Linked DNA regions of Homo sapiens: region 2 is linked to region 1. The links are chromatin contacts, found by Hi-C in ENCODE. All regions are on one chromosome and are shown on one strand. The core of a region is the stretch at or near the end of the contact, and the rest is flanking DNA. Distances in the headings are between cores, read along the strand shown. Region 1 overlaps LRRK1-AS1 (LRRK1 antisense RNA 1). Region 2 overlaps LRRK1 (leucine rich repeat kinase 1).

Region 1 (5,365 bases), core at 862-3,361:
TTGAGTTTCAGGAGTTCTCCATATATCCTGGATATTAATCCCATATCAGATATATTATTTACAAAATTTTCTTCCATTCTGTGACTTGTCTCTTTACTCCAACCAGTTCCCTATGAATGGACATTTAGCTTGTATGCTAGTCAGCTCCGGCTGCTGTTAACAGATATCACCAACTGGGGTGCTTAAACAACAGACATTGATTTTCTCACAGTTCTGGAGGCTGGAAGTCCAAGATCAAGGTGCCATCAGAGCTGTTTCCTGGTGAGAGCTCTCTTCCTGGCTCATAGGTGGCTGCCTTCTTGCTGTAGCCTCAAAGGCAGAGAGGGAACACTCTGGTGTCTCTCCCTATTTTTTTTTTTTTTTTTGAAACAGAGTCTGGCTCTGTCACCAGGCTGGAGTACAGTGGTGCGATCTTGGCTCACTGCGACCTCTGCCTCCCAGGTTCAAGCGATTCTCCTGCCTCAGCCTCCCAAGTAGCTGGGATTACAGGCATGTGCCACCACACCCAGCTAATTTTTGTTAGTAGAGATGGGGTTTCACCATGTTGGCCAGGATGGTCTCGATCTCTTGACCTTGTGATCTGCCCACCTAGGCCTCCCAAAGTGCTGGGATTACAGGTGCAAGCCACTGCACCCAGCATCTCTCCCTGTTTTTAAGAGGAAACCAGCCCTAGAGAATCAGGGCCACCTCCTTCTGATCTCATCTAACCCTGATTGCCTCCTAATAGCCCTATCTGCAAATACTGTCACACTGCAGGATTCAGGCTTCAACATATGGATTTAGAGAGGACACAATTCAGTGCATAGCAACTTGTTGCCATATTTGGCTATTGTCAAATAAAAACAATACGGAGGGCTGGGCGACCTGCACATTCAGTCCCTTAGAACCAGAAGCTTGAGCAGCCCAGAGGCCAGTGCAGACCCTGCTTGCCTGGCGCTTTGCTGTGACCTCTGCTTGACAATGCTTGCTGCCTTGGAGCTGACGGGCTCTCGTCCAGCTCAGCTGGGGCACAAAACCGTGTAGCTTTGTCTAATTAAGAGCCACAGATGAAGTGCACCTTGGATGTGTTTCTTATTATTTCGGATGAAAGGTTGGCCTCTCTAGAAATCACCCCCAAGATTACTGTGCCTCAAACCTCGCTTGTTCCAGCCGATAGGGAAATGACGTTTTAACGATCATGTTAAATGAAACTGTAAGCTTGACCTTATTAGCTGCCTCTTCTTAATTAGCTGCTTATGCAAGCATTCTTTCCCCCCTGTAGATACAAATCAACAATTTCCAAGCCATCTTTGAACCAACCCACTCTTCTGTCCCCTTGCCAATTCCCTAGCTCCAGGGTTAATAAACTTCACATATGCTCAAGAGCAATTGCGTTAAGAAATGTTGCTTCCACGTAATTACTAGCAAAGTGCAGCATCAGCAGCCATTCATCCCTCACACATGTGCAAATTTACTGCAGGGTACATTCCTAGGAGTGTGTGTCATGGAGGACGGCTTGGCAGCTAGCATTCTGTGTGCTCTCCTCGCTGTTCCTTCAAAGGCTGGAAGGTGAGCCACTGCTTTTCCCGCTTCCCTTGCCGCTAGAGTTCTAAATGTGAAATGGGTTATGCCCGGTGGTCAATGTTTAACAACCAGCTCTCAAAAAAAAACAAAAAAACAACACAAAACAAAAGCAACCCGGCTGTTAGTGCTTGCTGATTTCCATGGTGTAAATATATCCACTGTGGTCAATTTCAATCTTGCTATCCCCTGGTGTCCCTGGACCTGGAATTGGAATTGCCGTGCACCGTTGGCTGTCACTAGGCTGAGCCAGCTCCAGCACATCCATAGTCCTGCCAATTCTTCGCACACCACTATGATTCAGAGGCCAAGACTCTCCTCCTGCTGCTTTTGGCCGTTTCTGCTGGCGAGCAAAGTTGTGGTGGTTGTTTTTCCTGTGGCAGCGTTCCAGGGTCCATTCAGTCCCTTTGTGGGGTCAAGAGGCAGGTATGGTACAGCACTGGGAGCCTCCCGACCCCCACCTGGCTGAGTGGAGTCAGGCTAGCAGAGCCCAGCCGGCTGGTCCCCAGGCCTTTTTCCGGGCACCACGCCAATAGGCCTGGCCCATGCCTCTCAATAAAACGGTAAGCCCCTAATTTCCTGTCTAAACCCCTTTTTGCTTAAAATTGTTAGAGTGGTTTCTGTTTCCTGTAACTAAACCCTGGCTGATGTAAAGTGGAACCTGAAACTGCATTTTTTTTTTTTTAAAGCAGATGTACGTTTTCCTTAGGCTTGTCTCCTAATCTGTCTGTGCAGAAGGATTTTAATGCGTTGTGAGGCCTGGGAGGACAATAATGAGTAAATTGGCACTCATTAAGCTTTGTAAATCTGAGAACTCTGGAGACAAAGCATCTGAGTGAGCTGAGAAGGGTGAGACCCACTTCTAGGGTCTGTGAGGCCCTGTCCTCTTAGCACTCCTTCTGCCAGGCCCCGGCAAGGCTGTCTGTGTTCACCAGGCAGAGGCTAGGCTGTAGGATGCTGGCGTTAGTTAGGGAGAAACTGGATTTTCTTAGATCCACAGAATCAGACACAAGTCATGAGACTATGTCATTTAGTTTGCAACTCCAAATGCTTTTGAGGCTGAGTTAACTGTGGGACGTCTCTTTGGATTTACTCTCAGGCAGGGCTCCTCCCTGGGGAGCAAACTACTCCTGAGGTGAGATGGGGGAGAACAGATGTGTACCAGTGATCCCAGCAGCCTAGGGAGGAGGCCCGACTTGCAGAGGCATTCTTTCAGCTCATTAAAGAGCACCCTCTTTGATAAAGGCAATTACCTCTTGGGAAAGAAGCCTGTTAGCAGCCCTCAGAACCTGGGTGTGAATGAATTTCCAGGTTCTTTCCAAGCTGAGAGCAGGTAGGTACTGCGAGGATGAGGCACAGCCTGGGTAAGTCTGGCAGCCGGAACTGTGGGGAGTAGACCCACCCACGGTCACTAATAAGAGGGGCTAGTCGGGACTGTGCCCTGAGAAGTGGGAGCTGAGCCCTGCAGAACCAGCTTCTAGGCTCTGTCCCCTCCTGCTGGCCCTTGGATAAGCCTCTCTGGGCCCCCTGCTTTCTCATCTGTCAAATGGGGATTATATTACCTAGCCTCATAATGTTCTCCTGCGGTGGGTAAAATGGAATCTTCAAAGCGCTAGGGAAATAGAAAGTGAGGGCGGGGTAGTGGGAGCTGTGGGCCTGGGTTCAGGCAGCGAGGTGACACACTGTCACTGAAGTCACAATAATAAAATCTACTAAGTCAGACGACTGGTGTTTTTGTTGCTGTTGTTTGTTTTTCTAATTACCAGGCATGATTAAATACTCCTGCCAGGGAAAATATTTTGTTGATCTAAATTCTAAACAATTGTGAGGGTTTATGTATATATATATATACTTCAAATCAACATGATTTTATTTATTATCCTTTGATAAGCTTTGTATTCCAAGTGAAAGTTAATTTCAGAACTCCCAGGTATAAAGTCGGTCCAGAAATGTGCTTTTCAAAAGTAAGTTGTGAGCCGTCTGAAGCCACTTTGGACATCATTCACGTCTCCAGTGCCCCAGGGTGCTGTGAATTCCTACATTTAAACAGCAGATTTGACGAAGCAACAATAGCACAGTGATCGGAAAGAGGAAGATTCGGAACTTAAGTTACTTCAATTCTGTATTCTGTGTGACCATTGAAGTCTTGTTTGTGTTTAACATTTAAAACAGTATAAGAGGCCAGGAGCGGTGGCTCATGCCTGCCGGTAATCCCAGCACTTTGGAAGGCCGAAGTGGGCGGATCACAAGGTCAGGAGTTCAAGACCAGCCAGACCAACATGGTGAAACCCTGTCTCTACTAAAAATACAAAAAATTAGCTGGGCGTGGTGGCAGCCGCCTGTAATCCCAGCTACTCGGGAGTCTGAGGCAGGAGAATCCCTTGAACTCAGGAGGCAGAGGTTGCAGTGAGCCGAGATCGCGCCACTGCACTCCAGCCTGGGTGACAGTGTGAGACTCAGTCTCAAAAACAAACTAACAACCCCAAAAAACAGTACAAGAGCACAAACTGCAAGGTGAGGGGACATTTTAGTTCATATATGAAATATTTTACTACATTGGAATGATATATTTAAAATTGGAAACATGTTCTTTTTAAATTATTAATTTAAAACTAAGGAACAAATCAAGAAAATTAAATATTAGAGAAAATATAGTAGTTGCCCAAGTTTTATCTTTTGCAGATGTTTTGTCTCATTTACTGAAATATAATTGATATACCATAAAATTCACTGTTTTAAAGTATACAATTCAGTGTTTGCTTTTTCTTTTTCCTTTAACCGTACTCACAAGGTTGTACAGCTTTCACTGCTATCTAATTCTAGAATATCTTTGTCACCTGAAAAATAAACCCCATACCACGAGCAGTCACTCTTCACTTCCCTCAGCCCTGGGCAGCCACTAGTCTATGTCTTCATGGATTTGCCTATTCTCAGAATTTAATAGAAGTGAAATCATATAATAGGTGACTTCTGCATTTGGTTTCTTTCCCTTAGCGTAATGTTTTCAAGGTTCTTCCATATTGTAGCATGTCAGAATTCCCTTCCTTTTGCTTTCCTTCCTGAATCATATTCCCTTGTATGGCTATACCAGATTTTCTTCTCCATTCGTCAGCTGCTAGGCATTTGGGTTATTGTCACCTTTTGGCCATTGTGAATCATGCTCCCATGAAGATTCATGTAGAAGATTTTGTGTGAATGGAGGTTTTCATTTTTCCTGGGCATAGACCTACGAGTGGAATTGCTGGTCATGTGGAAACTATGTTTAACGTTTTGAACAACCGCCAAGGGATTCGTCCTTTTGTGAGTGTATATCCAGTCCCAGCAATTTCTCCACATCCTCACTAACGCTTAGCTGCCCTTTAAAAATTAGAGTCATTCTAGTAGGTGTGAAATGGTCTCTCACTGCGGTTCCTTTTTTTTTTTTTTTTTTTCCCAGAGACAGAGTTCTGCTCTGTCACCCAGGCTGGTGTGCAGTGGTGCAATCTTGGCTCATTGCAATCCCCCCACTCCCAGGTTCAAGCGATTCTCCTGCCTCAACCTCCTGAGTAGCTTGGACTACAGGCACCTGCCACCACATTCAACTAATTTTTTTGTATTTTTTTGTAGAGATGGGCTCTCGCCATGTTGGCCAGGCTGGTCTCGAACTCCTGACCTCAAGTGATCTGCCCGCCTTGGCCTCCCAAAGTGCTGGGATTACAGGCATGAATCACTGCACCCAGCCTCTGTGGTTTTGATTTGCCTTTCCAATGACTTTTGATGTGATTATTGGCCATTTTTGTATGTCTTCTTTGGAGAAATGTCTATT
Region 2 (5,365 bases), core at 1,342-3,841, 190 kb after region 1:
ACAACAATAGGTCTCCTCCTTTTTTTCATGAGCAATATCCTGATATTAAAGCAAGAAGCTCCATGATTCCTCAGCAACTGAAACACTCTGAGAATGTCTGGGCCCCACTGTGAGGCCCCATGCCCACCCAAACCTCACTAACAGCCCCGCTTCATGATTTTTCTCTGACCTGTGTTCAAGGCATTCATTATGAATGGCTGGAGGCTGAACATTTAAGATAAGGGATCACGACCGGGTGTGGTGGCTCACACCTGTAATCCCAGCACTTTGGGAGGCCGAGGTGGGCAGGTCACCTGAGGTCAGGAGTTCGAGACCAGCCTGACTAACATGGTGAAACCCTGTCTCTACCAAAAATACAAAAATTAGCTGGGCATACTGGTGGGCGCCTGTAATCCCAGCTGCTTGGGAGGCTGAGGCAGGAGAATCGCTTGAACCCAGGAGGCGGATGTTGCAGTGAGCCGAGATCACACCATCGCACTCCTGCCTGAGTGACAAAAAAAAAAAAAAGATACGATCACTTGCAAACAAATGATCACAAAAATGCCAAGAACTGAGGAGGAACTAAACTTATTTTTAGCTTAAAAAAAAAAAAAGAACCAAGTAAAAAGGGACATTATCTAAGATCCAATTCAGTAAGTTTCTGATAGTTTATCTTTGTAACTTCCTAAAGCTACTGCTTGTTTATTTAAATTTTTAGAAATCATATGGCAATAACAACAAAGATAGAAATTTGTTGTTTTGTAGAAATTTGGGGGAGAAAGTGAGAATAGAAACATTATTTTGTAAAGGCAGTGAGTAAATATTCAAAGGAAACACTTAGGTTAATTCATTTAACCCCATCAGATGCTAGTATTAGCTCTGCTTACAGATAAAGAAAGAGGTCCCCAGAGAGTCAGTGACTTGCCCAAGGGAGGGGGCAGAATTTCCACTCTAAATCACTGAATTAATTTTTATTAAAAAGGCAGAAAACAATGACTCAGCAAGCTGTTACACCCCCTTGGAGTAAAACAGAAAGATTAAAATTACACTTGAAGGAAAGGCAGGCCATCTTGTCCCTATTTTAAGAAAGTGAAATAATTCACTTTACATAGACTGTTGCCTTAGGCCCAGGAGTCTTTATATAAGATCCCAATTTGGAACATACCAAGACAGTTTGTGCATATTTTTATTAAGTCACTTCTGAGTTACTCTGTGAAAACCGGGAAAAAAGCACCTTCCAAACTTGTTGAAAAGGGATGGCCAGCACTACGGGTTGATCAGTAAGCACTGGCGGATGGAGAACCCTGGGAGTTGTTCAGCATGGACATGGAGGCCGTCTCCGGGTGAGTGCACACCCCACCCGCCCACTGTGAGCAGAGAGGCCTCATGAGGACCCAAGGCTGCTACCAACAGAACCAGAGGGGGACTCCGGGCACCCATCGTCAGCCTTGCTTACTCCGTGAATTGTCGAACTTCACACTGTACCAGTTTTCTTCAGTGAGACATACAGGTTTTGTAATTTGGAAAAAAAAGAAAAGAAAAAGCATTCTGAAGATAAGGCAAGGAAAGATTTGGACTTTAATTGAAACATTTTAATTTAAAATGTTAATTAAACAGCTTTAATTTTGATGATTAGATTTGAGGGTCATCACACTTTCGTGTACACACATTTGGAAATGAAGACTGGCCACATTTTAAATCCATGTCTTCCATAACTGTGAGCCATGCCTTCTCTAGCTTAGAGCCAAATAAAATCGGACTCACCATTTTGTAAGGACCCTACTTTTTAATCATTGTAATATTATTATCATTTTCCCTAATAGAAATAGAGTCCAGTTGAGGCTACATAATTTGCCCAACAGAGAAAGAGAAAAAGAACAGGCCATTTTTTTTGAGGGTCTGCCTAGCATGTGCACTTAGTATGGTGCTAACCATTCCGCAAACAGATTCTAACCCTGCCCCTGTCACAGATAGGACTAGCTGTGGAAGCATCAGGATTTGAACCCGGTTCCTTCCGACTGTAGAGCCGGTTCTTGACATTCTCACTCAGTATTTCCTGCAAGTGCACACCTTGGAGATGCCCAGGAGACGCTGGAAGATGAGATCAAGACAGTAGGCTGAGCCCGGCTGCAGCCACCACCTCCTGCTCCAAATCCTTAGAAATTATTACAAATATCAACAAGCCTTATTAGCATGGGAAAAGAAGTGACCTGAGAAGACCGGAATCCACTGTGCGTGAGGTGGAGAAGGCTTGGGAGAGCTCCGAGGCTGCTGGGGGACATGGGAAGCAAGAGGGTCCCCAGGTCACCAGCAGGGCGACTGGGAGGAGTGGGGAGCCATAGTGGGCAGACTCCTGTGGATCTGGCCCCTCTCCAGCTTGTGCCAGGCAGCCTGGGACTGATGGGTCTACACTCGATGTGGGCTAAAGAGAAAGTGTGCTGGGCAACTCCCAGGAGGCACACGGAGCCCACCACCCGGAAGCCATGCTCTGGATGTCCCCAAGGCAGCCTGCTACAGTCCCCTGGCCCTCCTCTTCGCAGGCTATTGTGACAAATGCTGTGTTCACAGACAGCTACGGGGAATCCCGAGCAGAACAGTCAGCATCCACCCAGGCACCCGCAAGCATCTGAGGAAGAGCAGCGCCATAAAGAGAAGCACGAAACTCCTCTAACCAAGCCAGCACACAGGCAGGCCACCGATCAGCAGGAAGAGACATCCCACCTTACACACACACACACACACACACACACACACACACACACAGAGACATAGACACACACAGACACACACACACACACAGACACACACACACACAGAGACACACACAGACACACACAGAGACACAGACACACACATACAGGCACACACACACACACACAAAGACACACACAGAGACACAGACACACACACACAGACACACACACATAGACACACACAGACACACACACGGACACACACAGAGACACAGACACACACACAGACAGACACACACAGACACACACACAGACACATACAGACACACACAGAAACACACATGCACAAAGACACACAGACACACACATAGATATGCAGACACACAGACACACATACAAAGAGACACACACAGACACACACACACAGAAAATATTTATGTTTCCTCTTTATGTAGCCAAGGGCACAGGCTCATTGGAAGCAGTCTGATCACCTAGGGGAGAAGCTGTGTCATATTTCACCACTGTCCCCCTTGGGCCTCAGAGTCCCCAGGAGGAAGTGAGCAGCTGACAGTGACAATGTCTCTGCAAGGCAGGGTCTAGCCAGGTCAGAGGGCCTGCACATCTTGCTGCATCCTCACATTACTGTTCGGGGCAAACCTACACAAATCACACAGTCACTGAGATAAGACAGCTTTGGGCTTTCCTGATTCACAACACAGCTTGGTATTGTCAACTGTTCATCCTTATCTTGGAGGAAAAGACTGAGTTAGCATGGGAGCTTCCCTAAGCAGAATCTCAGGCTCCAGCTTTCCAGCACCTCCAGGGCCCCTCTCTACACAGAATTAATGTTAGCAGAGCGAGAATGAATTCAGAATAAATATTACTGATGTCTTGGAGAGAAACAGGAGGATGCAGCATCCACAAACAAGAATCAACTAAAACTCTTGGGAATTAAAACGAGAAGAGTTGCACTGTGAAGCACAGTGGGTGAGCTGCAGAGCAGAGACACCGTTGAAGGACAAATCAGGAATCTGGAAGACCAAGAGGAGGATGCAGCACCAAAAGACAAGGAGGCCGGGAGCAGAGATAAAAGAGTGAGAGACATTGAAGATATTTTTTGAAGTTTTTCAAAATGTGTCTAATGAGAGTTTCAGAAACATATACTTAAATAAATAAGAATAATTTTCAAGTTGCAAAAATATGAGTCCTCAGAAGTGACAGGATACTAGTCAAGAAGAGTAAATTTAGAAAAAAGAAGAATGAAGGACTAGTGAAATAAACAATCTTATGGAAAGACTGATCAACAACAAAATGAGAGAGAGAGAGAGAGCAGGACATGTGAGAACACAAAAGCATTATCTGAAACAAAGAGATAAAACTATATTAGAGAACTTAAAATCATGGCATCATCAGCAAAGGACACAGGGATTCTTGGAGAAACAGTGCATCGTGCATCCGGGGCAGGATATGGACAATCTGGCCCTGGATGTCTTGTCACATCAGAAAGCAAGGAAGTTATCAAAGACTTCTGGGGTCATGCCAAAAGATAGAGGAACCTACTCAGGGGGCCTACTGGCAAAAGAGGAACAGCGTTAGCATCAAGAATCAAATAAATTAAAATTCATGAGTTCATAATGATACTAAGGAAAAAAAACCCCACCTTCATTGGCCGCCTTCAAAAGGTGCTAGGGAATTGACTTATTTTCAGTAGAATGAATAAGAAAACTAAGAGAAAAAAACCCAACTATTTACCCCGACTTTGCTGTACAAACTGTAACTCAGGGTACCACAGAGTTAATGGAAGAAATTTCTTCTTTAGAGATCACTTTCAGCTGATAAATGAAGAAGGTAAGATAGACTTAAAATAACACCACTTTGCAACCTCAAATTAAATAATTGATCTAAGCAACCATCAATGACTGATAAAACCATTGTGTGAAAAGTCGAAAAACCATTAGGACGTTTATAAAGAGTGATTGCGCTGACACCACTGAAAATCATTAAAAAACTCTAAACATCAGAGAGAGACAATTAGACATTCTGTGACTAGGTGATGCAGGAGGAAGAACCCACCATCTATTGGGCATTTTTGCCAAAACATCTTACTAAATCTAATCAGGCCTCTGGATCTACAAAAACATAGGGAAGGTGGGAACATGTCAGGCCACACATAGAAATGCAATTGCCAAAAATCCAGACTGTGGAAAATTGCAAAGGACAAACAATATGGCTTTATCAACAAAAGAAACTGCAATGAAAAAGAAATTGAGGGAGAAAGATAGAAATTAAGAGACTTAGGAACTGTACTGTCCCATGTCCCAGCATGCAAGGGCACTGACTCAACAAACCTGCCCCAAACAAACCAGTGATAAAAACAGAGACAATGCAGGACATTTGAACACTGACTAGATATTTGATATTTTGACTTTTTTATTTATTTTGAGATGGAGTTTCACTCTTGTTGCCCAGGCTGGAGTGCAATGGCATGATCTGGGCTCACTGTAACGTCCATCTCCTGGGTTCAAGCGATTCTCCTGTCTCAGTCTCCCGAGTAGCTGGGATTACAGGTGCCCGCCACCATGCCTCGCTAGTTTTTTGTATTTTTAGTAGAGATGGGGTTTCTCCATGTTAGTCAGGTTGGTCCCAAACTCCTGACCTCAGGTGATCCACCCACCTCAGCCTCCTAAAGTCCT

What was found. Hi-C counts contacts between places; a loop is a spot of excess contacts on that map. Pooled maps may share reads with other maps.
Region 2: a pooled map shows a loop between it and region 1 (3-fold over the local background). The contact joins two enhancer-like sites. A Hi-C loop is called at or near these places in 9 of 37 single-sample maps with no recorded cell type and 5 of 50 pooled maps.

The regions. Positions count from the first base shown.
Region 1 is chr15:101,124,482-101,129,846 of GRCh38, reverse strand. All of the region lies in intron 1 of LRRK1-AS1 (LRRK1 antisense RNA 1), which reads left to right. Among named protein-coding and RNA genes, the nearest start is that of LRRK1-AS1, 25 kb to the left of the region's middle. RefSeq lists enhancers at 1,822-1,991, 2,202-2,311, 2,602-2,651 and a silencer at 2,942-2,991. Within about 2 kb of position 2,111, at least 37 of the 41 ENCODE cell types and tissues checked have a DNase peak (open chromatin) inside an H3K27ac peak, as active enhancers do.
Region 2 is chr15:100,938,842-100,944,206 of GRCh38, reverse strand. All of the region lies in intron 2 of LRRK1 (leucine rich repeat kinase 1), which reads right to left. Among named protein-coding and RNA genes, the nearest start is that of LRRK1, 22 kb to the right of the region's middle. RefSeq lists enhancers at 2,340-2,489, 2,530-2,669. Within about 2 kb of position 2,591, at least 4 of the 41 ENCODE cell types and tissues checked have a DNase peak (open chromatin) inside an H3K27ac peak, as active enhancers do.